Regions from separate parts of the Mus musculus genome. Here regions 1, 2 and 3 are each linked to region 4. A link is a loop called in an ENCODE intact Hi-C map of the cell type or tissue named here. Cell type or tissue: left cerebral cortex. All regions are shown on one strand. Links, peaks and the distances in the headings refer to the core of each region. The heading gives the core; the rest is flanking DNA. Region 1 holds the start of Bod1l (biorientation of chromosomes in cell division 1-like). Region 2 has its middle 490 kb from the start of Gm35380. Region 3 holds the start of Nkx3-2 (NK3 homeobox 2). Region 4 holds the start of Rab28 (RAB28, member RAS oncogene family).

What was found. Peaks named below come from ENCODE experiments on the same cell type or tissue, not always from the same donor. Only the 100,000 strongest peaks of a DNase experiment are listed, where the experiment ranks them.
Region 1: a loop joins it to region 4, with 3 times the contacts of the local background. A loop is called at or near these places in 12 of 42 quality-filtered maps.
Region 2: a loop joins it to region 4, with 2.5 times the contacts of the local background. A loop is called at or near these places in 2 of 42 quality-filtered maps.
Region 3: a loop joins it to region 4, with 8 times the contacts of the local background. A loop is called at or near these places in 7 of 42 quality-filtered maps.

The regions. Positions count from the first base shown.
Region 1 is chr5:41,840,590-41,848,486 of GRCm38, reverse strand. Bod1l (biorientation of chromosomes in cell division 1-like) reads left to right here and starts at 4,172. Exons shown (of 26, transcript NM_001310601.1): 1 at 4,172-4,555. The coding sequence starts at 4,319. In left cerebral cortex, for the core only: a CTCF peak has its summit at 4,074; DNase peaks (open chromatin) are centred at 3,506, 4,110, 4,659, 5,598 and 1 more place; H3K4me3 peaks cover 2,734 bases; H3K27ac peaks cover 1,179 bases.
Region 2 is chr5:41,120,989-41,128,885 of GRCm38, reverse strand. No RefSeq gene overlaps it. Among named protein-coding and RNA genes, the nearest start is that of Gm35380, 490 kb to the left of the region's middle. In left cerebral cortex, for the core only: a CTCF peak has its summit at 3,641 (motif pointing left); a DNase peak (open chromatin) is centred at 3,625.
Region 3 is chr5:41,761,099-41,768,995 of GRCm38, reverse strand. Nkx3-2 (NK3 homeobox 2) reads left to right here and starts at 4,776. Exons shown (of 2, transcript NM_007524.3): 1 at 4,776-5,517; 2 at 6,819-7,513. The coding sequence starts at 5,052. The coding sequence ends at 7,354. Gm46910 (a long non-coding RNA gene) reads right to left here and starts at 6,361. Exons shown (of 2, transcript XR_001784850.2): 1 at 5,993-6,361; 2 at 3,911-4,172. In left cerebral cortex, for the core only: no CTCF peak of the experiment used is centred there; DNase peaks (open chromatin) are centred at 3,062, 3,356 and 4,019.
Region 4 is chr5:41,703,730-41,711,626 of GRCm38, reverse strand. Rab28 (RAB28, member RAS oncogene family) reads left to right here and starts at 3,448. Exons shown (of 7, transcript NM_027295.3): 1 at 3,448-3,722. The coding sequence starts at 3,648. In left cerebral cortex, for the core only: a CTCF peak has its summit at 3,038; DNase peaks (open chromatin) are centred at 3,190, 3,383, 3,919 and 4,455; H3K4me3 peaks cover 2,376 bases; H3K27ac peaks cover 1,771 bases.

The sequences.
Region 1 (7,897 bases), core at 1,930-5,929, 140 kb before region 4:
TCTGAGATTCCATCTTACACCCATCAGAATGGCTAAGATCAAAAACTCAATAGATAGCATATACTGGTGAGGATGTGGAGCAAGGAGAACACTCCTCCATTGCTGGTGGGAATGCAAACTTGTACAACTACTTTGGAAATTAATTTGACATCTTCTCAGAAAGCTGGGAATAGTTTTACCTCAAGACTCAGCTATATCACTCCTGGGCATATACATAAAATATGCTCCAACATCTCACAAAGACACTTAGTCAACTATGTTCATAGCAGTTTTATTCATAATAGTCAGAAACTGGAAACAACCCAGGTGTCCCTCAACTAAAGAATAGATACAGAAAATGTGGTACATCTACACAATGGAATACTATCCAGCTATTAAAATCAAAGACATCATGAGTTTTGCAGGCAAATGGATAGAACTTGAGAATTACCTCATTCTCAGTGAGGTAACCCAGTCCTAAAAGGGCATGTATGGTATATACTCACTTATAAGTGGATATTAACCATAAAACACAGGTACCATGTTACACTCCACAGACCAAAGAAGCTAAACAAAGAGGCCCAAGCAAGAATGCTTGACTCTCACTTAGAAGGGGAAATAAAATAATCATAAGAGGCAGATGGAGGGAGGGACCTGAATGGAAGGGAAGGGGGAGGGGAACACGGAGTTCAGGATCAGGTGTGGGGAAGGACAGGAGAGATGGCCATGAAAATGAATGGAGATCTTCAATTGACAGGAGTGAGGAGGTCAGGGGTTGGGGGTGGGGGGAACATCTCCAGGACAAGACATGGCACCCAAGAATCAATGGTGGTGACCTTTGCTGTGACTCACTACACGGGGGATATGGAACCTGAAGAGGACATTTCCTGTATTGAGACAGGAACTCCAGTGGAGTGATAGAAACACCAAACCCACCCACAAATCTTTCAACCCAAAATTTATTCTGTCTGCAAGTAATGCAGGCACGTAAGAGGGAACCGAAACTTAGGAAATGGTCAACCAATAACTGGCCCAACTTGAGACCCATCTAATGGTCAAGCACCAATCCCTGACACTATTAATGATTCTCTGATATGCTTGCAGACAGGAGTATGTTGTCCTCTGAGAGGCTCCACTCAGCAGCTAACTTAGACAGAGATACCCAGAGCCAAACAGTGGATGAAGCTTGGGCACTCTTACAGAAGAATAGGGGGAAGGATTGCAGGCCGGAAGGGGGTAGGAACTCCACAGGAAGACCAACAGAGCCAACTAACTTGGTCCCTTGGGGCTCTGAGAGTCTGAACCACCAACCAAAGAGCATACACAAGCTGGGTCTAGGCCTCCCCTCTCAGATGTAACAGATGTACAGCTTGACCTTCATGTGGGTCCTGAAGGACTGGAATGGGGGGCTATCCCCAAAGCTGTTGCCTGTACATGGGATATATTCTACTAGCCAGGTTGCCTTGTCTAGCATAAGAGGAAGAAGAAGTGTCTAGCCTCAGAGAGACTTGAAGTGCCAGGGTGGGGGTATACCAGGGGGCCCCATCTGCTCAGGGGAGAAGGTGAAGGGGGTGGAAGAACTGTAGGATAGGGTGACTGGGAGAAGGGCAGTGAGCAGGATGCAAAGTGAATAAGTAAAAAATAAAATAAGCCAGTCCGGAGTACACAAAGTAAACAGGGCCACTGGCAAGAACTACTTAAATAGCTTTCTAAAAATAAAAATTGAACTGTGCCCCCTTCCCTTTTCTTCGGGTAACTGTAATACCCAGCCCTAGAATCTGCCCTCAAACAGAAAGAAAAAGTGCCTTTGAGACAGGCCAACGGTACAGATCGGTGACCTGGATTCTTCTCAGTCTGTCTGGGAAGTTTTTCAAGGCTAGAGCATTGCTCGAGATACATTGTATCTCCTATGTGAGATCAGTATAACTGGAGCTCCAGAATGCAAGCACTCTACTTCTAAGATTTCAGTAAGTCAAGCATCACACAGTTTAGAATATCAATCAGAAATTATCTAATTTATCATCAACTTATACCTGCATATATTTCAGAACTGATTTAGCACCTTTTGTATATTATATGTAAATAATATTTTAAAATTCTTTTTAAAAAGATTTTATATTTAATTTATGTATGTGTATATTTATTGTATGTATATAAGTATGCTGTCTTCACACACACCATAAGAGGGGATCGGATCCCATTACAGATTGTTGTGATCCACATTGTGGTTGTTTGAAATTGATCTCAGGACCTCTGGAAGAGTAGCCAGTCCTCTTAGCCTGGAGCCACAAATTCTTTTTAGCAACAAATACCTTTTATTAATTTTCAAAGTTTAGTCATTGTGCCTAATTAAATTTGTGAAGTTTTTCAGTTTTATGGATGATTCTTAGCTATTTTGGAAACGTTGAATTAATTAGGTATATACTTATATACCAAATAAACATTAAGTCTTTTTATATTATATACACACTTGACAACAGCACTTAGTGTATTGCATTTCACTGTTAGTACACTAGGAAAAACAAGTTATAATCTCATCTTGTTGTGAAAACTTATTTTGAAAAATATTTACAAAAAGAAAATTATACTAGGCAGGTGTGGTGGTACACACCTTTAATCCCCAGCACTCTGGAGACACAGCCAGGTAGATCTAAATATTGAATTCAAGGCCAGTGAAATCTACACGGCTAGACCTTGTCTCAAAAAGGAAAAAAAAAAAAAAAAAAAAAGGAACGAAGAAAGGGAGAAAGGAAGGAATTAAATTATACTTTACACCACTTTAAACTTGACTGCTTTTTTTATGTTTTTTTTTTCTTGTTGTTTGTCTCTTTTTAATTTTTTGTTTTGATTTGTTTTTGAGACAGAATTTCTCTGGCTGTCCTGGAACTCTGTAGACCTGTAGACTGGAGGGGCCTTGAACTCAAGAGATTTGCATGCCTCTGCTTCTGGATTAAAAGCACCACCACTCAGCTTTAAGAACAGATTTTAAAGACAACGCCGTCCCAGGTCAGGCGATTTCCCCCCCGCTGTGCAACTCTGTATGATTTACGTGGTTTCCTGATGTGCAAATTGGAATTAGTAGAATGTCTGAGTGTAACTACTGCTACAATGAAACACCAGGGCCAAAAGCAACTGGGGTGCGGGGTGCGGGCAATTTGGTTTATACTTTCATTATCACTGTTCATTCTCATCAGAGGAAGTCAGGACAGGAACTCAAACAGGGCAGGAACCTGGAGGCAGAAGCCAAGGCAAGGGTCCTGGAGTACTCGAGTAGCTTGCTCCCTCTGGCTTACTCTGCATACTTTCTTACAGAACTCAAGACCACCAGCCTAGGGGTAGCCCCCTCCAATGGACTGGACCCTCCTACATCAATTAATTAGTTAATCCTACATTAATTAAGAAAACATCCCACAGGCTTGCCTAGAGCCAGATCTTAGGGAGGCATTCTTCTTAACTAGGGTGCTCTCCTCATAGATGACTCTAGCTTGTGTCAAGGTGACATAAAACTAGCCCGATCATACAAGGACTCAGTCTTAGGTGTCACCCAAGGACTAAACGCCTTAACGCGTGTACGGGTCATGCCTGAGACACAACTCTATACAGATTTCACTCGCTAGTACCGTCATGTGCAGCAAAACCCTCGTAGCTTACTTAAGAGACAGTAATGGGAGGTTGTAGGTTGGAGCAAGTGAGATAGACACACCAGAAGAATGGGATGGGTGGGTGGAAAAAGAAAGAAAGAAAGAAAGAAAGAAAGAAAGAAAGAAAGAAAGAAAGAAAGAAAGAAAGAAAGAAAGAAAGAAAGAAAGAAAGAAAGAAAGAAAGAAAGAAAGAAAGAAAGAAAGAAAGAAAGAAAGAAAGAAAGAAAGAAAGAAAGAAAGAAAGAAAGAAAGAAAGAAAGTCCACGGCTGCTTCGCACTGCGGCGGGCTTGGGGCAGCCGCAACAGTGAAACTAAACCAACGCTTCACTCCTGCCTCCTCTGAGCTGAAGCTACAGGTGGAGAGCCAGCGGGCGCACGCTCCTACCCGGCTCTCTGTTTCGCTCCCCGGCGGCAGCCGCCACCACAACTTGTTCCCGCCCGTCTCAGCCTCGTGAGGGCGCCCGCGCCTCGAGGCGGCTGGAATTGGCCCGCCGCGGCCCCGGTAGCCAGACTTGAGTTGCTGCTGTCACCGCCTTTTCCTCCTTTCCCTCAGTTCCTTTTCACTTCCGGGGTTGCTCTAGATCCGCTGGTTCCGTAACAACATCCCGTTGGCTTCCCTCAGGCGGCGGGACCTGTGTAGCCGCCTTCCTCGGAGCGCCTGCCCGCCTGGGCTCGCGGGCTCCCCGGTCCGGGACGCCATGGCCACCAACCCGCAGCCGCAGCCACCGCCGCCCGCGCCTCCGCCGCCGCCACCGCAACCACAGCCGCCGCCTCCGCCGCCTGGCCCTGGGGCTGGCCCGGGAGCGAGCGGGCCGGGAAGCGCGGGGGCTGGTGCTGGGGACCCGCAGCTCGTTGCCATGATCGTAAACCACCTCAAGAGCCAGGGGCTCTTCGACCAGTTCCGCAGGGACTGCCTGGCCGATGTGGACACCAAGGTGCGGGGCTAGAGCGGCGGGCGGCGCGGGGAGTGGGGTCCCGTGTGCTCCGAGGGGCGACTTCCCCGAGCCGGACCCTCGGGACTGTCTTGCATACAGGGCTCCTTTTGCAGCTGCTTCGTTTGTTGATTTGTTTGTTTGCTTGTTTGTTTGTTTGTTAGACTTGCGGCGGTGTGCCATGCACTCTGCAAGTCTTGGAATGTTCATTCATTCCCCTGCCCTTGTGTTCCTTTCTCCGGCTAGAAACACTAGCCTGGAATGCCTATTATGTGCCAGGCAATGCTTGGCCTTAGCTAGTATACCACTGTGGTAAGCAAGACCCAAGTCGTTCCTAGGGAGACTGGTTTAGAAGCACTAAGGCAAACGGGACTCGGTTTAGAGTTCATTCTTTTGTTTTTCGAGACAAGGTTTCTCTGTGTAGCCCTGGCTGTCCTGGAACTCTGTAGACCAGGCTGGCCTTGAATTCAAATCCGCCTGCCTCTGCCTCCCAAGTGCTGGGATTAAAGGCGTGTGCCACCACTACCTACTTACTTTTTTCACCTAAATTGGTTTTTTTTTTCTACCAAAAGTTTCTTCGGCTTGTAAATGCAACAAATGTAGCGTTTGCAGATATCGTAAAACGGTAAGGCAACGATTTACAATGTATTTTGCTGGATGTTGAGGGGCGGGTGAACTTGCAAAGGTAGAGAGGCAAAGTTGGGCAGAGAAAAAAAGTGGGTTGGGAGATGGGACTGTCGTTTGATCTTTTGCAATGGCTGCCTGGCTTAGTAGTTTACTAAGATGAGAAGAGGCAGACAGACAGACAGACAGACAGAGAGAAAGAGAGGTATAGCGCATGGAGCCAGCCATTCCGTTGGAAATCTGTGGAGAGGAAATGACAGCAACTTGAAGTGAAAGAAGGAAAGGGGAGGGGGTGTGTGTTAGGTTATATGTTAGGAGACAGAGGACAGAGAGGCAAGGGTCAGCAGAAAGGTTCCCTAACCAAGCAGAAGGGGAGGGCTGCAGGCACCCAGCACCGACGTGGAAGCGAGCTTTAGCAGGGAAACTGTCATCTTGGCAGCAAGCCAAGGTTGCAGGACTAAGTCAGTGAAGTTGGTGAAAAGCTATGAAAGTGTGTCTGGAAGCAGGCGAAGGGAGAGGTGTTGGTTCCTCTTGTGGGGTATTTGTTGCTTTCATTTGGTTTTGTTTGGGGGTTTGTGTATCTGTTTACTTTTGCTTCAGTGTGGGTTGGTCTGTTGGATTGGAGTTGTGATGATGTAAGGTTTTTTTCAGACTGGCAGATCTGAATGAAGAACCTTTAAAAGAGGGGTGCTTGCAGCATCTGCATATCCTTGAGCTTTGAGGTCACCAGCACACAGCTCTGTCATCTCCTCTGTAATAAGTCCTCCGAACAACCTGAGGATATCTTCTCCAAGGACTCTGGTCCTGGGCCCGTTCCCGTAGCCTTTCCAAAATGTTGTAGGTTTTATTCACAGGGACTTCAATTAATTGAATGTGTATAGGTAGTATAATCTTCCCTTGCTTAGGGACTATCACGGCCATATTATAAAGTCCTTGCTGTTGCCTTTTGAAAAGTATTTTAATAGGAAAATATTAGGCATGGTCAGGTAAATGTTTCCCCATATAAAGCTAGTTGTTTGCAAGCAACAGGTGGGTATTACACTTTGATGTTCTTAGAAATCTGTGTGTTTGTTTTGTCACTGTGTATATTGTGTATAATAAATTTAATGTTTTAATATTTTGATGACAGGTGCAGTTTTTACAATTCAACCTGTTATTTATCTCATCTCCATTAAATATTACCATTGTCTGTGGTATCCCTGCCCAAACTTCTAAAAGTAGATTATTAAAATGTTCCTTGGGTGAAAGAAGAAAAATTGGTATGGCAGTGTAAGGAAAGCTAGGCCTTTCTCGTCAAAAGTGCTGTTTTCAATAGTTGACAGTAGTTGACTGGAGGTACTTTCATGTGGTTCAACCTTGTGCTATGTATAGAGAGGGACCACAGAATGTTCTTCTGTAGATAAAAAGCTTACGCTAGATAAGAGTGGAACAGAGAAGACACTCTCTTCCCAGAGAGCAGCACAGCGGGGCATAGTTGCTGAATCTCCTCGATAATCATTCCTTCTCTCTTCCCCTCCGTACCACTGTTTCTACCCCCCCCCCCCCATCTTCCTCACCCTTAGATAACAGATGTGTTGGTTTTAACTTAAAATATTTATAATTAAATCACATTTCTATTTTTCCTAATATGTAAAATGCAAAAGAATACTACTTAGGAATGTAGCATTTATAACAACACAATGAGTAGGCCAAAATAGAGGTACTATTCCCTACTCATATAAAGGACTGTCACTTTAATGGAACTCTTGAGTCTCATCTGCCACTTGTAGGAAGTATGGTATTCTTCACAACTGAACATGAAAGACTGGCCTGCTTTCCACCTGAAAGTCTTCCCTGTGGTATATAGGCTATGAACAGTCGGTGGATTGTGTCAGGCACATACATGTGTAACAGTAGCAGGTGCTGTCTTAGACAGTCTTCCATTCCGTGTGTCCACACCAGGGTGAGAGGTACCAGTGTCTACTTCCACTCCTGGAGCCAACAAACATAACTCTCCTGGTAGGCCTCCAGTGGTCCTGAAGCAAGAGTGTTTCTATGGCAGATTGACTATCATTCTTGAAAGAGCTGTAGCCTTGGACAGCTCCAACATCTAGCTACTCCACTAAGGCTGCTCTTTCTAGACAACTAGTCATCAGGTGTCTGACTCAAGCTGTGTGGCTTGAAAGCCATCCTGGCCCCTTTTTATTGACTATCCACAGGAGAATGAAGAGGGACAATTGAGAGGCCCAGCATTGTGTCCTAGACAAGAATCTGATGGACCAAGAAAATTCAGCCTCAATTTTGATGACTGGTGAAGGTAGTTTTGGATACTTTCACAATTATGAATGGCTTCTGGTCAGTTAGTTCATGGATCAAATAGTATTCATTGTTCAAATCTTACATACCAGACATTTTAGAAGCTGGAAATACAACGGTAAACTAGAGTTCTGCTGCTTCACAGTTCATCCTAGCAGAGGAAAAAGAAAGTAAGTAGTGTATAATCAGCTCTGATTATACAAAAGAATAAAGCAAGAAGAACATGAGCAGGCCTACTGTTTTGTTCTGGATAAGGTTTCAATTAAGATAATATTTGAGCTATCCTTGAAGGAATTGAAAAAAATGGATGCCTTCCAACCCTAGAGCAGAGGACGTGCCAAAGACCTGAGGCAGGACTGCTGAGAGAGGACAGTGGGCCCCTCCACACATATTCTAATGCATTGTGAATTCATTGTTTAGGGTTTT
Region 2 (7,897 bases), core at 1,488-5,487, 580 kb after region 4:
CCTATAAACTCATGTATTCTTTAATTTATCCTCTATCATATTCAGTTCACTGGAGATTAGGTTGAGATTAGCCATTTGGGGTTGAATTTTGTGTGGGAAGAGAAATGACGACCTGGTTTCATCCTTCTACATGTACCAGTTCACTTTACAGAACTATTTGATGGATAAATTGTATGTTCTCTAATGTATATTGTAGGCATCTTTTTAAAAATAAGCTTTCTGTAGGAGAGTAAGCTTACATGTGTGTTCTCAATTCTGTTCTATTAATGTGTTTGTCTTCTTGTTATTACTATGCTTTTAATGTTACTACAGCTTTGCCATATAATTTCAAATCCTGGATGGTACAGAATAGTTTTCTCCTTTAACTGTGCATATGAATAACATGATTTCTTGGTTCATCATTACTCCAGTTGATTCTATATCTTGGCTCAACTAAATAATTCTCAGTGGATCTAACAATAAAGACATCTCCATCACACGATAATTTAATTTCCTTTGATAAAGAGGAAAACCCAAGGAACTATATTGATCAAAATAAATGTAACAGAAGTAAAAATAATTTGAGAAACAGTCAAAGCAGTTTTTGGTGAATAATTAACACCATTTATACTAGAAAAGTTTTCTGAATAAATAATGTTTTTCACCTAAGAAATCACAGAGGCAAAATACACATAAATAGATTATAAGACTGAAATAATAGAAATAAACACAGAAATCAGTGAAATTCTAGATGATATTTTAGACAAAATAATGCATAAAAAATCCTTTCTGTATCATCTAAGGTCAATTTAATTTTATTCCCCTTTCTTTGCTGAGGAAGGAGCAAAGTGGGAAAAAAAAGTCAAACTGAGATAAGATATAATTTAATATTTGAAACAGATGAGAGATTCTAACATAAAAATATTTTAAAAATTGTAGCAGATGCTATGAACAACTCTGAACCTATAAATTCTGTAATTTGGATGAAATTACTTAGAAACCACTCTCAACATTCACCCCATGGGTTATCAGCAGTTAAGGGAAATTGCTGTGCTTCTAGAGGATCTAGTGTGGATTTCCAACACCTCCATGGTGGCTCACAAGAATCTGTAACTCTAGTTCAATGAGCTGAAACCGGTAACTCTAATAGAGTTGCAGTCCTTTTTATCAAAGAGAATACAAGAAGGTCAAGGAATGCACAAATGGATACTATATATTAGAAAGTGGTTGGTTATGTTCAAGCCTTCATATTATTATTATACTACTAAAGATATCTTCACTGATAGGGCACATAAGACTCACAACTTTGGGAAACTGTTTGCTCTTCTCTCATATAGGCCTGCATAGTACTTTCCTATACTATGAGTACATGTGCTTATTCTAGAGTTTTGCAAACATTTGCAACGATCACTTCTCAGTTGGAATTAAGGCCTTCTTTGCTGAAGAGAGTACATACTTGATACTGTAAACCTGATCATAAGCCAATAGCTATGGAGGTCACTAGCCATAAAGGGCAATTAACTACTGAAGATCTACTAAGTACACATGCAACTAAATTCCATATTAAATATTTATATTTATATCTATAGATTAGTGCTACTGTCATCCTGCTGAGTGAAGCTTCTTTTTGCAGAGGGGTTAGTTTATGAAAATCTCACAACTGGTGAGGTGGAGAGAGAAGTAATTTTAAGTAGTATGCTTTAGACATATGCATACTACCTCTTCCAAGATTCATGGGACATCACAGAAGAAAACATGAAAAGACTGTAAGAGTCATGGGAAGGAGAGCAAGGAGTACACAGAATCACTGTTTTCTGGATACAGCATGGCTGTCAAAATTGTAAACACACAGCAGCTATGGTTGCTTGCACAAGGCTTACACACAAAAAGTCATGAGGTAGCACCGTAAATACTTATTAAAATGACAGAAGCCAACAAGAATGGGAGATGATCAGAGAGGTTAATGAAGAATATGATCATCATACATTCTCTACCTGTACATAATTGTTGAAAACAAATTAAGAAACAAAACAAAACATATCTCTATATAGGAGAATGCAGGCTCTCAGTATTTCAAAGCACTAGAGAAAACTGGGTTAGCACTTTAATAGGATAAGAGTTAACTGTGCTAAGTATCCAGAACAATTGAACATTGTACGTGTTGCTCATGGATATGGAGAAAGATGTAGCTACTGTGGAAAATATGATAGCAAATTTGATAACACACAGTTCTCAGATGACCTGGAAAGCCTATTCTTCAGTATTTATTCTGGAGTCCTGCAAACTTCTGTATGCACGCACACACACACACACACACACACACACACACACACAGAGAGAGAGAGAGAGGGGGGGGGAGAGAGAGGGAGAGAGGGGGGAATGTTTTATAGCAGCTCTATTTATGATTGTCTAAAACAATACAGCTCAAATATCTTTCAAAGGATGAATGGATAAACAAACTGTGGTACATCCATACAATGGAATATTTTTCAGCAATAAAAAAGAATGAGCTGATGATACATTCAACAACTTGGATGAATATCAACACAGGCTGAGTGAAACAAGACAACCCTTGAAGTTTATATACTCCATGACTATGTTTGAAGAACCATCTCAATAACAAACCTTGAGTGACAATGAATAAATCAGTGACACCAAGGGTAAGTTAGACAAAAAAAAAAAAAAAAAAAAAAAAGTGTGACCATGAAGATCTACTTTCTGACATAGATGGCCTTCCTCTGTGTTCTTATTGCATCTATTCTGCATCTTAACTGCAGCTTTAGGACATTAAACTTCATGATATTACCAAAAATCAACACAATATTCAAATAAAATATGAGGAAGATGGATTAGAGGGGCAGCACCTGGGATCCATGGACCATTTAGATCTGGACCCTCTGACAGGAAGAAATAAAATCTTCTTGATCTTCACAGACCTTGATTTTTCTCCTAGGAACAGGTATTCAGTATTGTGACAGAAACTTACCATTCTCTTTGAACATGGCTATTATCTCTGAGCAGAAGCCCTACCTCACTCTGGCCCAGTATTTGAGAACTGATGAACTAAAGCAGCTCACAGTTCCATATAGGGAAAGATGAGGCATTGGCTGGACCCAGAGCTATAAAGGATACAAACTCCAGGTGTTCTGTGAGACAGCACATCGGCTCACACAATGATACAATGCAGTGGGCTAAGGAGCCTGCCCAGGTAGTCACAGAAAGGACTGAGTTTTATGGGTTGAAACTGCGTTACAAAATGAGGGAGACAATTAGGAAGAATTAGGCATTTGGCTGAATCAAGCTACATTATTGAGAGAGACCAAATGGACAGTGAAAGCTTTTGTGATATTTTCCTAAGCTATATGACTAAGATATGGTTATCTTCCTCAGAACCCAATGTGGGTTTTAGGTAAATTAGAAGAACTTTATTTAGTCAGCTAACATCTAGGGAGGCAGTCCTCTGAGGCACCAGGAACAGAAAGAAACCACAGCAGGTTCCTTTAGCGTTCTGATAAAACTTGAGGATTATCTGTGGCAAGTGGCAAAACTCATATTATGTAACCAATATCAATGTACGACCAAATAGTAATGACAATAGACTTTAGCCTCCTCAAAAGTTATTTTCCAGCTCCTCTATGACAGTAAGAAGACCAACATTTCCCTCTAGTGGTGACTTGAATAACTTGCTTTTCATGAGTACGTCTATTAAAATAATTTAAATATGTGGGAGCAAACATACACCTAGAACAAGAGAATTCGAAGAGTTGCCCCACATCATTTACTAACTTTAATATTGGTGACTTAAATGTAACGCATATTAGAAGGAATTCAGAAATAAGGTATCAAGTGCAATGATGCTAAAGGAGAAAAATAAGGAGATTGGAACTTGGTAGGTTGTATGACAGCTCATAGATACAAAAAGGTTTGTTTGAGTTTTGAGACAGGGTCTCATGTAGCTCAGTATGGCTTTCAACTCATCATGTCATGCCACGTGTTCAAGTTTGGATGAGATCTACAGGCATGGGATACCATGCCTGCTTCATGAGATGTCGGGGATCAGATTCAAGGTTTGTGCACACCAGACAAGACTCTACCAGCTAAGCAAAAGTCCCAGCCACAACACCTTGAGGTTTTTTGTTTGGTCCTTTAGTTTTTTTGGTTTATTTTTTGTTTGTTTTTTAAGTTTTACTTTTACAAAAAAAAAAAAAAAAAAAAAAAAAAGCCAGATTCATTTAATTGTCAAGGACCACGTGGTTGTCCCAGGTGTGTAAAATTCTACAGATTTGCTTCACTTAAATTTTAGAGTGAAAAATAACTGATAGCTTCACTCTTTTGTTTGCCTCCATGTTTCCACGTGACTCAATTGCTCTCTCCATGCTTCTGTTTCAGATGCCTTGCTTTGCCTTCCACACATAGATGGAGCCCTTTTCTCTTTTTGTATGGCTTAATCATCTTCCTATACATAATCAGTGTTTTGTTTAGGTGGACAGCCTATGGTTATGATGCAAATGCCACTCTTAGGTTCACTTTCCTGGAGGATCTTACCTAAGAAGCCAATGGTTTGTCTTCTTTTGCTGATGTATTCTTGGTACATTTACGATTAAGTCAAGCCTGTATTTTTCACCAATGATAAAAATCCCCTAATTATCTACAATTAGATAATTGGTAAAGTTGTATGCACAAGTCCTTAGAGCAACCCTTTGTTATGTCCCTCACCTGCAGCTCAGCACGGTATCTGCTGTGTTCTTTCTCTCTAAGCACTGGCCTTCTTGCTCTGCACATCCTATAGGAATTCCATTACTAATGGCAGCCTGGTCAAGTCTCAATCTCTTAGGTTTGTTTCTTCTCTGCTTCCTCCTCTGCTTCCATTTTCTCCCTTTCTTTTTGCCTTCATTCTGCATGCACCTTCTGGAGGGGACACTGTATGGTGACAGATTTCTAAATCTGTGCGTTGACATTTGATGAGATGCTTAAGCTGCACCTTGTGGGTTTTCCTTTATTTTAGTTCTTATTTTTTTTTCATACTGTATATTTTGATCACACTCTTTCCTCTGCCCCAACTCCTCTTATAGCCTCCCTACCTCTTGATCCATCCAGAATTCATAACTTTTCTCTCTCTCAAAAAGAATGCAACATGAAGATGAAAACAAGCAAACAAATAAGGACAAAAAAGCCACAAAACAATACAAAAACAAAAATCACATAAAAAGTTGGAGGTCTGTTTTGTGTTGGACAGCTACTACTGGACAAGGAGCCTGCCCTTGCAAATAATATATATGTCTTGTTATGTTTGAATGATGCTGTTCCCTTGGTGTCATCCACCACCTCTGTTTCATACAATCTTTCTGCCTCCTCTTTCACATAGATCTCAGAGCCTTGAGTGAATGACTTTGATAATGACATCTATTTAGTACCGAGCGCCCCAAAGCCTCTTATTCTCTGCACATTGTACAGCTGTGGGTCTGTGTTAATAATCACCTTCTACAAGACATTTCCCTCACAAAAGTGGAACCCTGTACTGATCTATGGGTGTAGCAGTATGTCATCAGGAGTCATTTTATTGACATGTTTCTTTAGGAGAATAATAGTTTGTATTCAACAGTAAATTATGAAATTTACACTGTAGGGCCATCCCTGAGTCTTTCTTTGATGAATCCCCCCAAATCAATACCTTTTAGGATTTCTTCTTGGAATTGAGCATCTCCCTTCTGATCTTTAGAAGATTCTTTCTAATCTGTTGCATATGACTGGCTACCAGAGCACATAGGACAAAGGCTGCCAGGTCCAGCAGCTCAGCTCATCAGGGAGTGTGGAGACTTCTGTTTGTCTCCCAGGCTTCCCTACAACATCCAGACATATGCATAATCATACCGCTAGCACTTATACAGAGACTCTAGTTGCCTTTTCCAGGCCGACACTCCCGTTTCATTCTTCCTGTGAGTAAGGGGAATGTTTCCTCTCTGTCACCAACACCAACTGTTACAGGCTATGACCAGTTGCCTAGCCTTGGTGGATTTTGTGGAGCTGCTTCTCAGCTGTCCTCACTGCCTGTGTGAGGAGCCATTTGTGTGAGTCTGCTAAGTTAGTTATCACAGCTTGGGCATCTGCTTTCCAGTTTCTTATTGTTGCCCTATGCGCTCCTCTTATGTCCTTATGCCTTTAAAAACCATTAACGTTTCTCTGTAATGCTTTTCTTTGGGAGTGTGGGAAGTGGATGGTTGAGAATGTGCACATGTGGCTTGAGTTGCAGGGATGGGGAGACAGTCTACCTACCTTTGAACTAGATGTCTTAGTCAGTTATGAGATTGCTTTTTAATATTTTTCCCGTTCATTCTTTTGGGCAAAGCATCATTAATGCTATTTTTCTCTGCTTTGTATAAAAAATTCTTTAGGCAACAACTGTTGAAATATTGGGGATACAGATTCAGGGGATTTATATGAAGGAAAATTATTTTGGGAGTCCCCCCACTTTGCGATCAGCCCTGTTGTATCTTCCTTAGTGTTTGCCATGTTTTGCTTTAAGGAGGTAATATTATCTTTGCTTCCTAAGGGAGGAAATGGAGGCAGGAAAAAGAAGCAAGACTATAGAATAAAACTTGGGGATTGAGCTAAGGTCTCACCGAAGCTGTGACCTATCTACTTACACTCCAGCAAATGGAGCTCAGCATTTGGCTGAAGCCTTGCAGAGTACCTGAGACACGCACAGTTCCCACAGTTTCCAGATTCTTTCCTGTCACAAGCTCATGCTTGACTTAGAGAGGCAAAGACGTGGCTGAGTGTGAGGTCTCCGACTGGGAATTCTAACTCCTTTCTGTGACCTTGGGAACATGACTTTCCTTTCAGGACCCCCATTTCTACATCAGTAAAACAAGGTCATCAGAATAAATGGTCTGTTACATTCTGATGATCTGTTTTGCAGATGGCGAGCTGGAAGGTGCTGAGAACCTCAACAACACACCCAAGTCAGCAGGGAAGTGAAACGCACGGCCACCCTCTAACTCTCTGTTTATACTGTGTGAGAAACTTCCCAACAGATAGTTGGACAGCCTTCCAAATGCCAATGGGCATGAAATAGGGTTTTCTCTTGAGCCCTTCTTCAGAACGGAATGTCTCCACATTCCCTTCAAGGGCGGCAGGGCCTCGTGTAAATGTTAAGGTAAATAAATACTCCAAAATGTGGGGTAGGAATGGAAGGCAAAGAGCACCTGGGGAAAAGAGGTGGGGTACCTAGGACCTTTTACCATATGGCCTCAGAACTTCTGATTATTTTGTGAATGTATGGGATGACATATTGGCTTATTTAAAGCCATTCTTATACACATCTTTCATAGTTATAATTCATGGGAATTTATATAATGAGGTAATTGGTTGTAATGACTGATTCGGGAAAAGAGAACATTTCAAATTATTTATGATAATAATAGTTACTTATACTTGTTTGATAATACCAAGGCAAAGTGGTAATGACTTCCATTTGAGGGAGGGAGGAGACCAGCTGCTATTTAAAGTAGTCTAAGGCCTGATCAGAGACACAATATAACTTTAGCTAAGTTATTAGAGAAGCTGTTTATTAATTCAAGTTTTTCCCACTAATTCTTGGTTCAATTCTTTCCTACTAATAGTTCAGTATGCCCTTGTATTGTTACTTCATGGTGCTTTGGAAATTATGGCTGTTTTCTCTAGAGCTAGATATTTTTTGTTTTTCTGAGTATTTTGTGCTCAAGTTCTGAGTATTTTTCTGGTGTTCTAAGGCAAATTACAGTTTGGGTCATTTATGGGAGACAGATATAAGCATGTTAATGTCGTAATCCTGACATCAGGCATTGTCTATATGCAATTGTGAAGGTCTTAATTAATTTCATTAGAATTGTATGTATATGCTAGTGTGCCTGGAGTCAGAGGAAAAGCTTTGATGTCA
Region 3 (7,897 bases), core at 1,777-5,776, 57 kb before region 4:
ATATTTTCAAAAGTATTCCTACTGTGTCAAATCAACTCTCAGGTGTTTGTACCTTAATCATCATAGGGCAAGCCATACTGAACAGTACGAAGAGCCTGCACGGGGCAATAACGGATGGACCAGGTCCAGTTCTCTCTAGTAAATCAGCCTCTAGGACAATTGAATCCAACACCTTCTCTAGCTCTTTTCCAATCCTTTCCTCATGCCCACTACTGAACTGAACATTGATAGGGGGAAGGATGCTGACAAGTCCCGCATCACCTTAAAATGGAATGTCTCTACTACTGGACGACAGAGAAACGGAAGAAACGCGAAATTGAGAACAAACCATTGTTTTCACCCTGTGGGGCTCTCCCTTAAATCAGGTGCGTGGGTATGTTGCACATTCAGGAAGAGGGCTCGCTAGGTGGCGCTCGTCCTCCACCGTGCGTGCTGTGGGTGGTTTGGTTTCTTTTTCATACGTGCGCGAAAGCTACGCTCCAAAGGAAAGTGTTTTCCGTGGCATTTTCTTTGCATCTTGAGAACACGGTTTTTTGTTTCTTTGTTTTTGTTTTTCTCTGAACCCAATGGCTTCTACCATCTAGTTGTTCCTTCCTAGGTATAACTAGAGTTCGTTGCTTACTTATATTAAGACAGAAACCAAAATTAAAAAAAAAAATAGTTCTCTTTTCTTTACTAGGTTTGGTTTCAACTCGCAGGCCTGAGTTCGCTCGTGCATTGTCTAATGTCCAGAACAGAAGACATCATTAGGTTTGCGTGCTTTCTTTGGTTTCTCCCGGGTTAAGAGAAACTGGAATCTTTTAAAATGAATAAATAAACAGAAAATTCTAAGGAAACACTTAACGAGCAAAGACAAGGTTGGCGAGAACAAGCTAGGGTGAGAAATTCCGTTGGGTGAGAAATTCGGTTTGGTTGGTTACAGACAATTTTGAATACTGATTTAGCCACCCACTGACAGCCTTGAATCTGCTTGGTCTCTGTAAAGCAAGAATGATTTTCAACTCATCACAGCCCTGGGAGGTCTGTTTTTTTAATAAAGCAAAAAACCTTCGGGTTTTTGGTGTGTTAGCGGTACTTTGGCCTGCGTTGGTGAAGTGTCTCGCTTCAGTCTGATAAACCAGAACGCTGTGCGTAAAAACCCCTGCTAGGGGCCGACTGACTAGAGCACTGGGGAAACTGGCTTGACCCTTGATGTACTGTGTCTGCTTGTAGATCCCCCGGGGGGCGCCTGCAGATGAGAACCGACAATCCCCAGAGCGACTATTCAGCTCCAGTGAGCCAGCAAACTCATCCTCTCCTCGCTTGCTCCCGCAGCTTTACAGCCAGCGGAGAGCCCCGCTGTACGCCTGGTTTTAAAGGAACGGAGAGAACAAGTGACTTCCTCAGTCCAGGTCACAGTGTCTGCAGTATGTGGCCTGCTGGGGTAGAGCTGAGCTCCGCCTGTGCCCAGCACCGGAGAGCTAGGGGCAGTGCGGGGAAGGGGAAGAGAAGACAACCTCTGCTCTCCAGGTCAGGAGAGGTGCTGGTGACATCCAAGCGTCGCAGCTTGACCTCTGGGGAAGATTCCCTTACTGACTTGAGCGCCCAAGAAATGCCTGCGTGTGCGCAGAAGCTTGCCACGAAAGACTGAAGCTGTGGGTTCTCTCATCCCACAGCATCTTTCGCGGCTTTGCCATTCCAAAAGCATGGCCTCTGCGAAGGATAGAAGCGTCGCCGCCCAGCAGAACACCAGGCCTAGGCTGCCTAGGGGACCCAGGGCGCAGCTCGTAGGGGGCGCACGGGAACCAGACTGCAGAAGAGGTGCTAGACCCACGCAAGGATCTTGAAGAGGAGGCAGCTGGAGAAGGAACAGATTGGGGGGAGAAGAGAAGAGAAGAGAAGAGAAGAGAAGAGAAGAGAAGAGAAGAGAAGAGAAGAGAAGAGAAGAGAAGAGGAATACATGTATGAATGTGTGGAACCTGGGAGGTGAGAAGGGCGTGCGGCCACGAAGACAGGCGCAGAATGATGACAGATCTTGTCGCAAAACAGAACCCCTAACTCGTTCGACTCCTGCTCAGTCCAGGCCGGAGAGCAGCGCCTGCGCCAGGCCAAGAGCCACAGTTGTCAGCAGTCACGGGTTTTCCGAAGTTGGATGCTTAGCCTAGAGGCTATCACCCACGTTGTCCTCGAAGGGGGTTGGGGGGGTATGCCTATGCTAGCCGAGCAGTTCCAGACCTCCTCTGACCTCTTGAGCTGACCTTGACTCAGGATGTACTCTAGGTACTTCAGTGCATCCGGCCATAGCCCCCAACGCCTTTTCATCTCTTCTCACTTCTTACTCTTTCAGGGGCTTCCTCTCTCCGTAGCTCAGAACCGAGTGTTTATCTTCTTCCAAACACATCTCCTTCTGGCCCTGCCTGCACCGGTCACTCACTAGACCTAACGATCTGCTAACCTCTGGCAAACTCCGTCGCCCCGCGCCTCCTGGAGAGGCGGATTGAAACCATTTCGTTATTCTCATGCAAAAACCAGCAATGCCAACAACTTTTAAAATGACCGAACAAGTGGTTTTCCGAGCTTCAAAAATGTCTGCCACTTACCTCTTGTCAACTTGTGATTTGAGATAAAAAAGACAACAAAACAAAACAAAACCGGTTATTTCTGCCAAATAAGTAGTAATCATTACTTCAAATAAGCATATGGATACCCAAACCTAACCCTAGCGCTCAGGTATTACACTCTTGGATATTCTTGTCCATCAGCATGTCCAGAGCTCACTGGTTCTTGTCCCCACCGAGAGAGCCCCATGTCCACAGGCCATCACACACATGCTCTGCACCTGAGTAACCTCATTTTTCTATCAAGCTTTGTCCCTCGTCCTCCACTAGCCCCTAAGTCAAGATAGCTATACACATTCTCAACACCCAGCATGGGATGCAGAGAAGAGAAAATCGATTTTAATAAAAGCATGAAAATGTTGAAGGGGGAGTGGAGAGCCTCATTTTGAAACCTCTTAAGCATTTCATTGGATCCTTGTCCTAGCCAGAAGTTAGTCCCTTGGCTGTTATAGTTGCCAGCTACTAACAACGAATTTAAATCTTTCCCTCAAAACTTACACAATTGTGAAGAACTATGAAGAGTTGTAGCCCCTTCAAGAGAGGCCCATCCCTTACCCCAAGGGACCCTGCAGCATCTTCATAGGGCAGGAAAACAGGCAACTGCAAGCCACGAAGTCTACAAGTTTCTAACCTTCCTCCCGAGGCGAGGCGGACGACTTTGACTGGGTAACGATTTCTCCCCCGCAGTGCGGATCAGCTCTGGGAAGCAGCTGCAGGAGGCCTTCCCTATTTTAATGACACCAATGAAGTGGCCTCCTCAGCTTCTGAAATTAACATCACAACTATTTAAATGTGTTCAGAGGTTCAAGCTTGTGTATTGGACCAAGCCTCGGGTCACATTTGTGGAGCAGTCAGTAAGATTTGTCACTTGAACAAACTTGTCATTAAAAAGATGTTTAGTAAATAGGCAACATATGTTTTGACATAACCACAATGTTTATATTTTGTATTTACTTCCTTCTAGTGAGTAAAATAACTTGGTTCTTATTTTTAAGGGCATTAAATCTCAGTTCTGGATCTCACTATTGTGTAACTCCCAGCTAGTCTCTTTCAAACTTATCTACTCCTTCTCAACTCACAAGAAACAGAATATTTAAAGAACAAATTAAAAGCATTTTTATGTTTTCTTCTTGATGTAAAACAAATTGAACAAATCCAATTAAATTCAGAGTTGATTGCCCAAGGAGACGAATACCCAGCTCCAAAAATTCTCTACCCAAATGCTTTCCAATTCCTCGCCCCACTTGGTGCTTAACTAATATTTTTCAACCTAGCTTTTTAAGTCGTCTACAGAAATCCAATCCAATCAAACGTAAAATGATAGGAGTACTTAGTAGAGTGATTTTAATTATCAGATTACTTCAGTAAAGAGCATTAGCAGAGAAACAGCTGAGAAACTTTAAGAGTGGAAGGAAAAAAAAAGATGAATTTTGTTCTTCGACTCTGGGCTCCTTCCTAGAGAACAGAAACTATACGTCACATCTGGAGATGCTTTCTGTTGAGTTTTCGCCGAAATTTTGAGCTGGGGTTCATACTGGTGTTCCAGAAAAGCGCTAGAGTCGATGGTTATCGGAACTGAAATCAGAAACAAAGTTTCGGGATGATGGTTCTCCTCGATGCTGAAGGATGCTACTGAGAACCAGGTTTAGGAGGGAAGGGGTTAAATCAGACCCTGTCTTTTGCTACTCAACTGGTGGACTAGAGTCTCTTAAAGTCAACGGCCTCCAGTTGGAACCAGCCAATCCACTGCCGGGAGAGCCCAGGACAGCTAGTGAAGGGGCGTGGCCCGATGCTGTCACTCAGCGGTGAGGAATGACACTCTGATGGGAGGGGGGGGGGGGTACAGTGGAACGCAGAAGCAAAGAGAAGAAACAGATAAAACCCCGGCAGAGGGTAAAAGGTGTCCCCGCTCTTCTCCGATTTTAGGGGCCTCAGCTGTCACTGCGGGCGCCAGAGGAGTAGGCTCCGGAAAAGCCAGCCCAGAGGGGAAGAGGGAGGACCCGCCAGGAGCGAAGCCCTACAGGCCGGGAAGACAGAGGCGCACAGAAAAAGTGACTTTGGGCGGTGCGCCTCGGCGGCGCTCCGGAGGCGACTGCAGACGCGGAGAGGACCCTTGACAATTCTCGCCGGCCTCTCCCCAGAGGACAGACCCGGGCCGGTCCCCAGAGGGCCACGGGCGAAGAGATAATCGGCCGGGCTGTAGGAGAAGAGCATCTGGCGCTGGATTCCAGGGGAGGGGGTCCTGGCGAGGTGGGCCTGTGAGGTGGGGTGAGGGTCGGCGCGGATCCTGGAACTGAGGGGGGCGGGGGCTGCTGTGCTGCGCAGGAGTGGGTTGCGGGGGCCTGGCGCGCCCCTCTCACTCGCGCTGAGGTCGCCCAGAGCTCCGTGTCAGGCTCGAAGCTGTCCCCGCGCCCCAGTTGCCCTCCTGGCTGCCGGCTCCGATCTGCGGCGCAGATGGCTGTGCGCGGCAGCGGCACCTTGACGCCCTTCTCCATCCAGGCGATCCTCAACAAGAAAGAGGAGCGCGGCGGGTTGGCTACGCCGGAGGGGCGCCCGGCACCAGGGGGCACAGAGGTGGCGGTGACCGCGGCGCCCGCCGTCTGCTGCTGGCGGATCTTCGGGGAGACCGAGGCCGGTGCGCTGGGGGGCGCCGAGGACTCTCTTCTGGCATCTCCCGCCCGAACCAGAACAGCCGTGGGGCAGAGCGCAGAGAGTCCGGGAGGTTGGGACTCAGACTCAGCCCTGAGCGAAGAGAACGAGGGCAGGAGGCGCTGCGCCGATGTCCCGGGAGCCAGTGGAACCGGCCGCGCCAGGGTGACCCTGGGCCTGGACCAGCCAGGCTGCGAGCTGCACGCCGCCAAGGACCTGGAGGAGGAAGCCCCGGTCCGCAGCGACAGCGAGATGTCAGCCAGCGTTTCAGGTCTGCTGCTGCGGGGGGTTCTCCAGGAAGGGGGCTGGGCTGAAGGGGGTGGGTTAAGAGGTCAAGCACTCTGAGGCGGGGTGGGCCTACTGTGGGAACACGACGCCCTGCCGGGCTTAGTGCTAGCGAAGTCTCCAAGTTCTTCGCGTTGGCGCGCGCTGCCCCAAACCTGAAGCAAGTGAGCTTCTTAGAGCCGGGTGTCCTGGTACTATGTGGCCTGCGCTCTGCACCAAGAACTTTGAGTTCATCTGCAGTGCCTCAGCTGTGCCCATTTAAAATCTCTAGATTTAGGAAAGGGGGACCAAAAATCTATGAGGTAGATCCCTGACACAGCCATGCCAACGACTGCAGATCCTGTCACAGCGTAGGAGTGGGGAGCCTTGGGAAAGGGCGCGTTTAACTTCCCTTACCCCAGGACTGGCAAAACAGCCTTTGGCTGAGTACCTAGGGAGCTAGAAACAAAAGTAGCAGTTACCTGAAGGCGGGAGATGGTGGGGAAGTGTGGTTGAGGTGGTCTGGGAGGCGCTGGATCGTCAAGACTCTGTATCCACTCACGGGTATATTTCTTAGTCTGAAAGGCCGGCTGCTGGCTTCTATTGGGTACAGTCTGCTGTAGGCCTCGCATAGGCTTCGAGCCGGCCAGAGCGCTGACTTCTTTTGCAGGCGGTGCTGCAGGAAGCACAGAAAAGGCTGGGAAACGGGGTTCAGATCAGGGTCTTCACTGTCTGCACCCGGCTTCCCTTTATTTTCATGCAAAGAACAGGGAGGCAAGTGTACTGGGGCCTCGCGTTGTTCCCTGTTGCCGTATCCTGACAGTTCTGGGTTCTTAGGACGGAAGACTCTCTATACCTCTGACCTCAAGATCTGCACCCTTCCCCACCACCACCTTCCTCTTTCCTGTAGTCAACGGATGTGTGGGTGTGGGTGTGCAAAGGTGTGCTGTACAACTCGAAACAGAAATTCAGTGTAGAAAGCCACGATTCAGGGCTAAGTACAGAACAAAACTTGTGGATATGTTCAGGCCAAGTATCCTACATTCCTGCAGGAAATCTGGGGCCTGGAAAACTCGGGAAGAGCTGTTCCCCTACTGCTCTAGCAAGCAGCAGAAAAGATACATTATGTGAGAAGCGTGGAGGACAGAGTTCTGAAACAGAACCCTCTGGAACTTCTCCTCCCCTTTCAGTAGGCTCAAAGTGGGTTCCCTTGCCAATCTTCCGCAAGAAACCACAGCAACCGAGACCCATCTTCCCCTCTGCGAGTCTGACAGGTTCTTTGCTTTTTGTTCCTACCGGAATCCGCAGGCGACCACAGCCCGAGAGGCGAGGATGACAGCGTTAGCCCTGGAGGTGCACGCGTGCCTGGGTTGCGCGGCGCCGCGGGCAGCGGGGCTAGCGGCGGGCAGGCGGGCGGCGTGGAGGAGGAGGAAGAGCCCGCAGCCCCTAAACCGCGAAAGAAGCGCTCCCGGGCCGCCTTCTCGCACGCCCAGGTCTTCGAGCTGGAGCGCCGCTTTAACCATCAGCGCTACCTGTCCGGGCCGGAGCGCGCAGACCTGGCAGCTTCGCTGAAGCTCACAGAGACGCAAGTGAAGATCTGGTTTCAGAACCGTCGCTACAAGACCAAACGCCGGCAGATGGCCGCCGACCTGCTCGCCTCTGCACCCGCCGCCAAGAAAGTGGCCGTAAAGGTGCTGGTGCGTGACGACCAAAGACAGTATTTGCCCGGAGAGGTGCTGAGGCCACCTTCCCTTCTGCCACTGCAGCCCTCCTACTACTACCCTTACTACTGTCTCCCGGGCTGGGCGCTGTCCACGTGCGCGGCCGCTGCTGGTACCCAGTGAAGCCCTTGGGACGAGGCAAAGAAGGATTCCTGCGTCCCCCGTATGCACCGCCACGGACAGGTGTACTCTGTGCAGGCGAGTTCTGCTCAACTGGGGATGAGGCAGGTGGGGAATGAAATCCTGCTGGGACTTGACACACCTATCCAGGGTGACAGGGCCCTGGAACTGAGTCTGCCCTCAGAGGGCGCCTTATTGTCATTTGAACAGCTGCGCCCTATGACCCCAGGAGCTCTGCACACCGGGCCACCGATCCTCAAGCCTCGGGACGCTATTTATTATTCACAACAACGTTGGATTTGGATTCTGTCTGCCAGGGGTTGGTGTTTGCCCAGAGTAGAGAGGACTCCTGGAGACCCCCGGTAGCCTGAATCCTCGGAATCTCGGGTCGGCCAGGCGCTTCTGGCGCTAGGCCACACTAGTTCATGGTATCCATGCTACCGATCTGTATCTACGTATCTTTAATGTTTGAAAATTACATTTGTGACAAAGGAGTGCAGAATCCTTTCAGCCCCAGGCCAGGAGTTGAATTGAACCTCCAAGGGT
Region 4 (7,897 bases), core at 1,257-5,256:
ACTGAGGCATATAAAGTTTGCACGACCAATGGGCCTCTCTTTCCACTGATGGCCGACTAGCCATCTTCTGATACATATGCAGCTAGAGACACGAGCTCCAGAGGGTACTGGTTAGTTCATATTGTTGTTCCACCTATAGGGTTGCAGAAACCTTTAGCTCCTTGGATACTTTCTCTAGCTCCTCCACTGGGGGCCCTGTGATCCATCCAATAGCTGACTGTGAGCATCCACTTCTGTGTTTGCTAGGCCCCGGCATAGTCTCACAAGAGACAGGTATATTTGGGTCCTTTCAGCAAAATCTTGCTAGTGTATGCAATGGTGTCTGTGTTTGGCGGCTGATTATGGGATGGATCCCCGGGTATGGCAGTCTCTAGATGGTCCATCCTTTTGTCTCAGCTCTACACTTTGTCTCTGTAATTTCTTCCATGGGTGTTTTGTTCCCAATTCTAAGAAGGGGCAAAGTGTCCACACTTTGGTCTTTGTTCTTCTTGAGTTTCCTGTGCTTTGTATCTTGTACCTTGGTTTTGTCTAGTTTTAATCTCTATAGGTATTGTGTGTGATGCCACAGTCTCTCTGAGTTCATATGTGTATCAGCCCATTCTAGTGTGAGGAGCGGGTGTGGTGGCAGTCCCAAAGGCGCCAGGGACTGCAGCTACACCCGCTCCTCACATTCTAGGAGTCATCTTCTATCTCTGGCTCTTATATCCATTTTGCCTCCTCTTCTGCACTGATGCCTGAGGCTCAGGTTTGACAAAGACATCCTATTTAGGGTTAAGTGATCCAAGATATTTCACTTTCTGCGTATTTCCCAATTGTGGTCAGTGTTAATTACTTTGTACAGCAAGAACTAGCTTCTCTGATAAGAGTTGAGTGGTGCACCGATCTATGGGAATAGTAGTATGCCATTTGGCGTCATTTTATTACTATGTTGTCTTAACAGAATAACAGTAGTAGGTTTTCTTCTAAGGCCCATGATCTATCTGGTCTCAGATTCTTGGCTCTACTAACAATATCAGGCATGGCTCCCATCAGATAGAGTGGACATTAAATCCAGTGTGTGTGTGTGTGTGTGTGTGTGTGTGTGTGTGTGTGTGTGTGAAGGATGTTACCTCCTATAACAGTTGTGAAACTACTGCATCATTATATCTTGTAGGCAAGTTACTATTGTAGGACACAGAGTTTGTACCTGGGTGAAAGTGTTGATTATTTTTCTCATTTGGGAACCATTTCAGCTTCAAGTCGGAACAATAACCATTAGATTGTTAAGAATATCACAAAGGGAGCCCAGCATAATGGCACTCCATTAATCAAAGGCATGTGGGACTCAAAGGCAGATGGATCCCTGTGAGTTTAAGGTCAGTCTGGTTTATTACAGTGAGTTCCAGCAAGAGGTCTTGTCTAAAGAAAGAAAAAAAGACTATAGCAGAATGTTTTCTGAAATTATTTTATCTTCATTAGTGATGAGCAATAATAAATTAATATTATTCCCATCTATGAATTGTTTTAATATTTTAACCTACCTGAAAAATTTTGTTGATCTATTAGTGTCTTTTTTTGTACTAGCTTCTTGTGATTGCTAGAGCAGAGTACTATAAACTTGTTAGTTGAAACTAATACATTTGTTTGAAGTTGTGGGGTCAGAGGTTCTAAATCAGTGCCACTGGACTGAACTTAAGGTGTGGGGAATATGTTCCCTCTGAAAGATCCAGAAGGGAATTTGTTCTCTCTCCTTGCCAGTTTCTTCTGGCCACCGGCATTCCTTGGTTTGTGGCTCCATCACTGCCATCTCTGTTTTCATGGTTATATTGCTCTCTCTCTCTGTCTCTCTCTGTCTCTCTGTCTGAGCCAACTCAGATTCCATTTCTTCCTTATAAGGATATATGTGAATGAATTGAAGTCTTACTAGATAGTCTTCTTGTTACTAGATCTGTAATCACATCTGGAAATTACATCTTTTACACAGGCTACTATTCGCTAAGGAGACCTTGATATCTTTACGTGATGTAGTCTACTACTACACCCTTCAGACTAAGTCCCATAGGTTTGTTCTCTTCTATGTCCTCAATGCTCAGAAGTGTTGTGAAGAAAGCAACGATCACTGATACTTGAAAGATTAAGCATTGTTGAGTCACCTTAAACATCTTTAGTGTGGGGAGATTTGGTTTGATCTGAGAAGTCATACATGGTAGAGCAATGGTATTAGGATGTAGTTAGTTGGAATTTGCAGTGAGAAACTATGAGAGATTATTCTAAGGACTAGATGTTACCCATCTATAGTTTAGGTGTTTCATGAATGAACACACTCCTTGAATGTGCAGGTATTAAAATAGTTTGTAATAATCCCGAAAAGCTATGTTAAAACCAGTGTTGTATTTGCAAAGATCCCTGATTTCATAAAATGCCTGGGATTCTTCTCACAACTTTTTGTTTACTCTTTGCAGGGGTCTACTACCTGGTCCTGTTATGAATGCTGTACCTGAGAATCCAATGACATTTTTGTATTTTGTGTTTTACTTCTATTTTCCTTTAGATTGTTTCTTGGAAATGTTCAAGTCTTATACACAAGATCTTTCCCCTTTTTACTTTACAAACAATGGCTTTAAATATTTAAACTCTCATTTAAATGCTCTTAGCTTGTCACAGATATTTAAAATACTGTTGTTACACACAACTGGTTTCATTTTATATAGCAGCATCATTCTCTGGAACTTCATACACAACAATTTTCCTCCAGCAAACTACACTTGTGAGATCCTGAAGGTAACACAGGCAAAGGAGGCCCTGATCCTACTATGGAAGGTTGTTTTAACGACACGGGAACCCCAGGGCTCCAGGGCCACTCTGAGGCTTGCAGAGGTAAAGACTATGATGGTTCACTCAGTTCTGTCTTACTAATGAAATTAGAGTCTGGGTCTTTAGAACGCGAAGAGTTAAAGAGGGTAAAAGGAGCCAGCACTAGAGCCCCAGGTCACTCTAAATGTCTCCCCCTCAGCTGTGGCCTTAGCAGTTTCCAGCAGCTCCACTAGCATACCAACCTCCTGGTGGGTGCTCACCTTCACCGACAGGAAGGATCCTGTGCACGCGCAGCCCGAAGCGTCCCCGGCTGCCCAGAAACAGACCCCGCCCCCGCGCCTCTTTCAGGCTCCAGGCTTCCATGGCAACAAAACCTCACCATGTCCCCGCCCCCTTGGACTAAATCAATCATGTGAGTTATGTTCTCAGACCTCATGAAAACAAGAAAGAAGGACAGGGCACCCGAGAGCTACTCTTCTCTAATGTGGTTTCACTTCACTGTAAAAAAAAAAAAACTTGCTTTTGTCTCCTAGCCAATGTTCCCCACGAGCAAACCGGGACGCCCGGTCTGCGTCTACGTACTCCCCCATTGCAGTGTGATGGTTGGAGCGGGGACGGGACGTCTTTTGAGTGACGCTAGGGGCGGGGCTTTCCGGGGGGCGGAGCCCTGCTGGGGGAGGGGAGGAGGGCAAGATGGCGGCCGGTGAGTGATTCTCCCTGGCTTCCTTCAGGGCGGAGGAGACGCCGGGGCGGGGGACCCGCTCGTGCAGCCCGCCGGCCTCCTCACCCCCGCCCCCGGAGGCCTCCTCTTTCCCGTCCTCCACCTCGGGGGCAGGCCAGCATCCTCGGACACCATGTCAGACTCTGAGGAGGAGAGCCAGGACCGGCAACTGAAAATCGTCGTGCTGGGGGACGGCACCTCGGGGAAGGTCAGTCCTCCAGCGGACCCGGCTCCCTGGGTTGCAGAAAGCGTGGTCCGGGTCGGGCGTGTCGGGCCCTCGGGGAGCGGAGCGCTGTCCAGCACTGCGTCCTCCCCAGCCTTGGCCTGGCTCGCCTCAGGCCGCGGCCTTGCTCGCGCCTGCGCCCTGTGCGCGTGCCCGCCGCCCGCCCGCCAGCCGGCCCGCGGGACCAGGCCAGCTCCTGGGGTGGGGGCCACCACCCGGACCCACACGAATGGCGACGATGCACTCTGGCCGAGGGCCCTCCCCACACGCTAGCTGCCTCTTGAGTGTCCTCTCTCACTTTAGTTCCATTCTTAGCACCCGTCCGTGCAAGGGTTCATTCAATAGGTATTTCTTGAGCTCCCGTGCTGGGCAGGAGGATGTCGGGGGACACAGGGACTTTAAAGCCTAGCCTTCTGCGACCGTTGGTTGCTGGGATGAATGGGCGCGTGCAGGAGAGGACCCGCAGGCAGTTAGTCCCCTGCCTCCTAGGTCCAAGTTCTCGACCCGAAGTTGTGAACTGACATGGGATAAACATTGCCTCGGTGCCTGGTACTTGCTCTAGGGAGAGGGTCCCTAGCGTCTCCGAGCGACTGCGGGTTAACCTTCCCACTAAAGCCATGCCGGCTTCTCCGGGCGCCCTCACACCTGTCGCAGCACTCCTGGGGAAGGTAGCTTAAGTTCCTCTTCCTCTGCCCCTGCCAGCGTCCCGTCTTCTCCCGCCTCTGGGACTGCGCTGGAGTTGGACCTGGTTTCTGTGGTGACAGCTTTTGCATCATTCCCGGAAGGAAGCTTTGCACACGCTTTCGTGCTTTGGTTCTGAAATTTGGGCTCCAAGGGCCGCTACACACGGTTTCATTCTAATTGCAAAAATTGGAGTCTTCTGTTATTCCATTCCTTGGGTTCCCAGGATACTTGCCCGTAGAGCACTGTCCCGAAGAAAACAGTCTAATGTGATGCTATTTTTTTTTTTTTTTGAGCAAAGAACAGAGCTTGGCTGCTTCTGTTTAGGAAGTGCACTTAAACGTTTCGAAGAAGCAAATTGTTGTACATCAGCATTATTTCTAAACTTTAATTCAACAAAAGCTAGAATATTTTTATAGGTTTCATTACTTAGATTTTCTTTTTAGCCACACATTGTGTTTTTGTTTCATATATTCATTTGCATTCAGTGAACAACTGAACTTGCTTTCCATTTAAAACCATGACACTTCAATACTATTATCTAAAAGACCTCCAGATTGCCTATTAAGTCTAGTATTATTTTTATATTTAAAATTTAAATATATCTCATCAAGTATTTAAAATATTTGACATATTTTCTTAAGTTTTACTCATCTGTCTGCTAATATTTAATACATGCTGAAATTTATTAATTGTTTTCTATATATATTTAAAATGTAGACAGTCATACATTATTTTGCCTTTGTTGACAGTTTAGTATAATTAGTTTTCACCTCTGTTAAAAGTTCTGTCCAGTGTTGAACAATGTATAATTTTTTTCTCTTCTGTATGGTTGAGTTAGGGTCGTCACTCTGCATTGAAGAATGAGTGATCTTTTTATGTTGCCCTGACTCAGCCTTTATCTTCTTAAGTAATATATTTAAAATGTCATAACATTTTCTTCTCTATGCCTTCAGAGATGAGCCTCTGAACTTTAGCTGTGTTCCATTCTTACCACAGCAGGAGTTGTTTTCTGTGCTCACCTCTCAGGTTACTAAGAGCTCCACTCTGTCTGCTTCTTTTACTCCCTTTGGTGAAACTCAGACTCACTTTTCATTCTTATTTGCATCCTCATTTAATTCTTTGCCAGTTTTGTAGTAGTTGAGCTTTCAGCATTTTGTCCCCACAGGCAGAAGCAATAAAGAACAGCACTGGGAAGACCAGTAGCAGTTTATGGAAAAGATGCTTCGTTTATCCCTCTAGAGCCATGTGCTTTTTATGTCTTTCCTTTCTGTTTCAGATTTTCAATTTAATTACACATTTTCTTAAGATGTTTTTGAAGCAAAATATTCTTTTTGTTATCATAATAAATGCAATGATACTTCTTTGGTATCATTTCAATGTATAGATCGGAGAAAGAGCGTTCCCCAAACCAACACAAACACCCCGTATATACACACATCAGCGAGCTAATAGAAATATTTTGGATATGGTAGCTGGTTGTTTACTCTAAGAAGGCCATTTAAACAGAAACTTGTGAGAAATTATTGAATATGAAAAATGACACTAAGTATAAAGAACTGAAGAGGAAGTGCCTCCCACAGACACCGTTGATTCTGTCATTTTCATAGCAAAATGTCAATGATTTAAGAACCTAGATTACTACTATATGTGGCGTATGACTTAGACATTTTGCAGTTCATTACTTTGAGTTTGGAAGTCCTGTGATTTTGAGGCTTTGTGTTTGCCTTAGAGTTTTGAGGGCAGGGCTTTAAAAATCTGGAAATCTTGTTTTCAAGGAAAGAACTTTATTCAGAATCTTTCAAAATATTTGTTTTTAGTAAAATGAAGTATTTATTAGGTTTCATTATTGCATTTTCCAAATAAAATTTGTCTTGTTGTTATTCTTCCGTGGCTTTGTGCTCTCCCACTCACACTTGTATCCATTTCTGAATATTACTGAATATAAAAGCAATATATTAGGGAATCTTAAATGAAAGAGAAAAATACCCCAACAATAGGCTGTGCATGTGCTTTATTTTCTTGAGTTTTAAATATTTCGACCATTCCTCTGTGAAACGTTTGGAACGCTTGCAGAACTGTATGCAGTGGTGTTTTTCTCTGGACCACTGAGCCTCTGTGCACATACTTTGGTGCTTTGTGTTTGCCAGACTCAATGGGGTAATTAAAGCTGACGGAAACCCAGAAGATCTTTAAGAACCACATAGCTCCGTCTTTCGTTCTGATTTCTCATTTTACTGTTACGAGCTTCAGTGATATAATCCATGCAGTGAGTTTATTTCTAAGTGTTTGCCTGAACATCTTTCATATGGAAGTACTCAATGAATACTTGATGCAAAAATCGTTTTTTTAAAAATATTTTTTATTAGGTATTTTCCTCATTTACCTTTCCAATGCTATCCCAAAAGTCCCCCATACCCTCCCCCCCCCCACTCCCCTACCCACCCACTCCCACTTTTTGGCCCTGGTGTTCCCTTGAACTGGGGCATATAAAGTTTGATGCAAAAATCTTGGACATTAATTATAATTACATTATTGGAATGTTAAAGTTTGGAGTTAGAGTGCGCAAATTGTCCTTTGTGGGAAAAATACGGCCCTAGTGTAAAAGAAATGTAACTCACCTTGCTAAAAGGACTTGAAATATGGCCAAGGGTTCCTTAGAACTTCTGTTCTAATATCATAATTAACTATCCTAGTTTTTTAAAAAAGGGTTGACTTTTAAAATAAAACAGGATTAAAAGAAAAAAAAAGAGAGAAATCAAAAAACCTAAAAAAACCTGACAGCCTGTCTTGAGACTTAGTGCCCTCCTTTCTCTCCTTTGGATAGGCTTTCAAGTAACAGCAGTGCATTTGAAATTCCTTATTCTGAGTCTAGAATCATTTCACTTGTCCCTAGCAATATCACTTGGCTTTGATAGGAAATGACTTTCTAAAGGAAAGCCCTGGAGTCCTTTAGTGAAATTTAGAGGTTTTTTTTTTTTTTAAACATGCATGGATTTTTTGTTTATAATATCTTGTGATTTGTTAGCACTGTCTTCAGATAAATAATAGTTATTTTGCCTGTTTCCTTCTAATCTTAGAATACTAGCCCTTTTATTTCAATGGTACACATTATCATGATAATTCTATGTAATTATTTTTGATGTCTTAAGTATAGAGAAAAATGAACACAATGATTTTTGTAGAAAAACCAAAAAAATTCTATAAGTAGCTTTCTCTTCCTTAATCAGTGTTTCTTATTATTAGCTAATAGTACAGCTATCCTCAGAGCATGTAACCTTAGAAGGAAACTTAAGAGCTCTTTGAAAAAGTTTATTAAGGCAATATGTAAAATTGAGATCTTAATTATATTGTTGCTTTAGTTCCCATTTACAATTCTCAGAGTCTAATTTCCATCAAGGAGAAGGAGCTTGAGAATCAGAATGCCTAATGAAGTCTGATTAGATTAGGCTACTGTTTCCTCTGCTGGTTATTGCAAG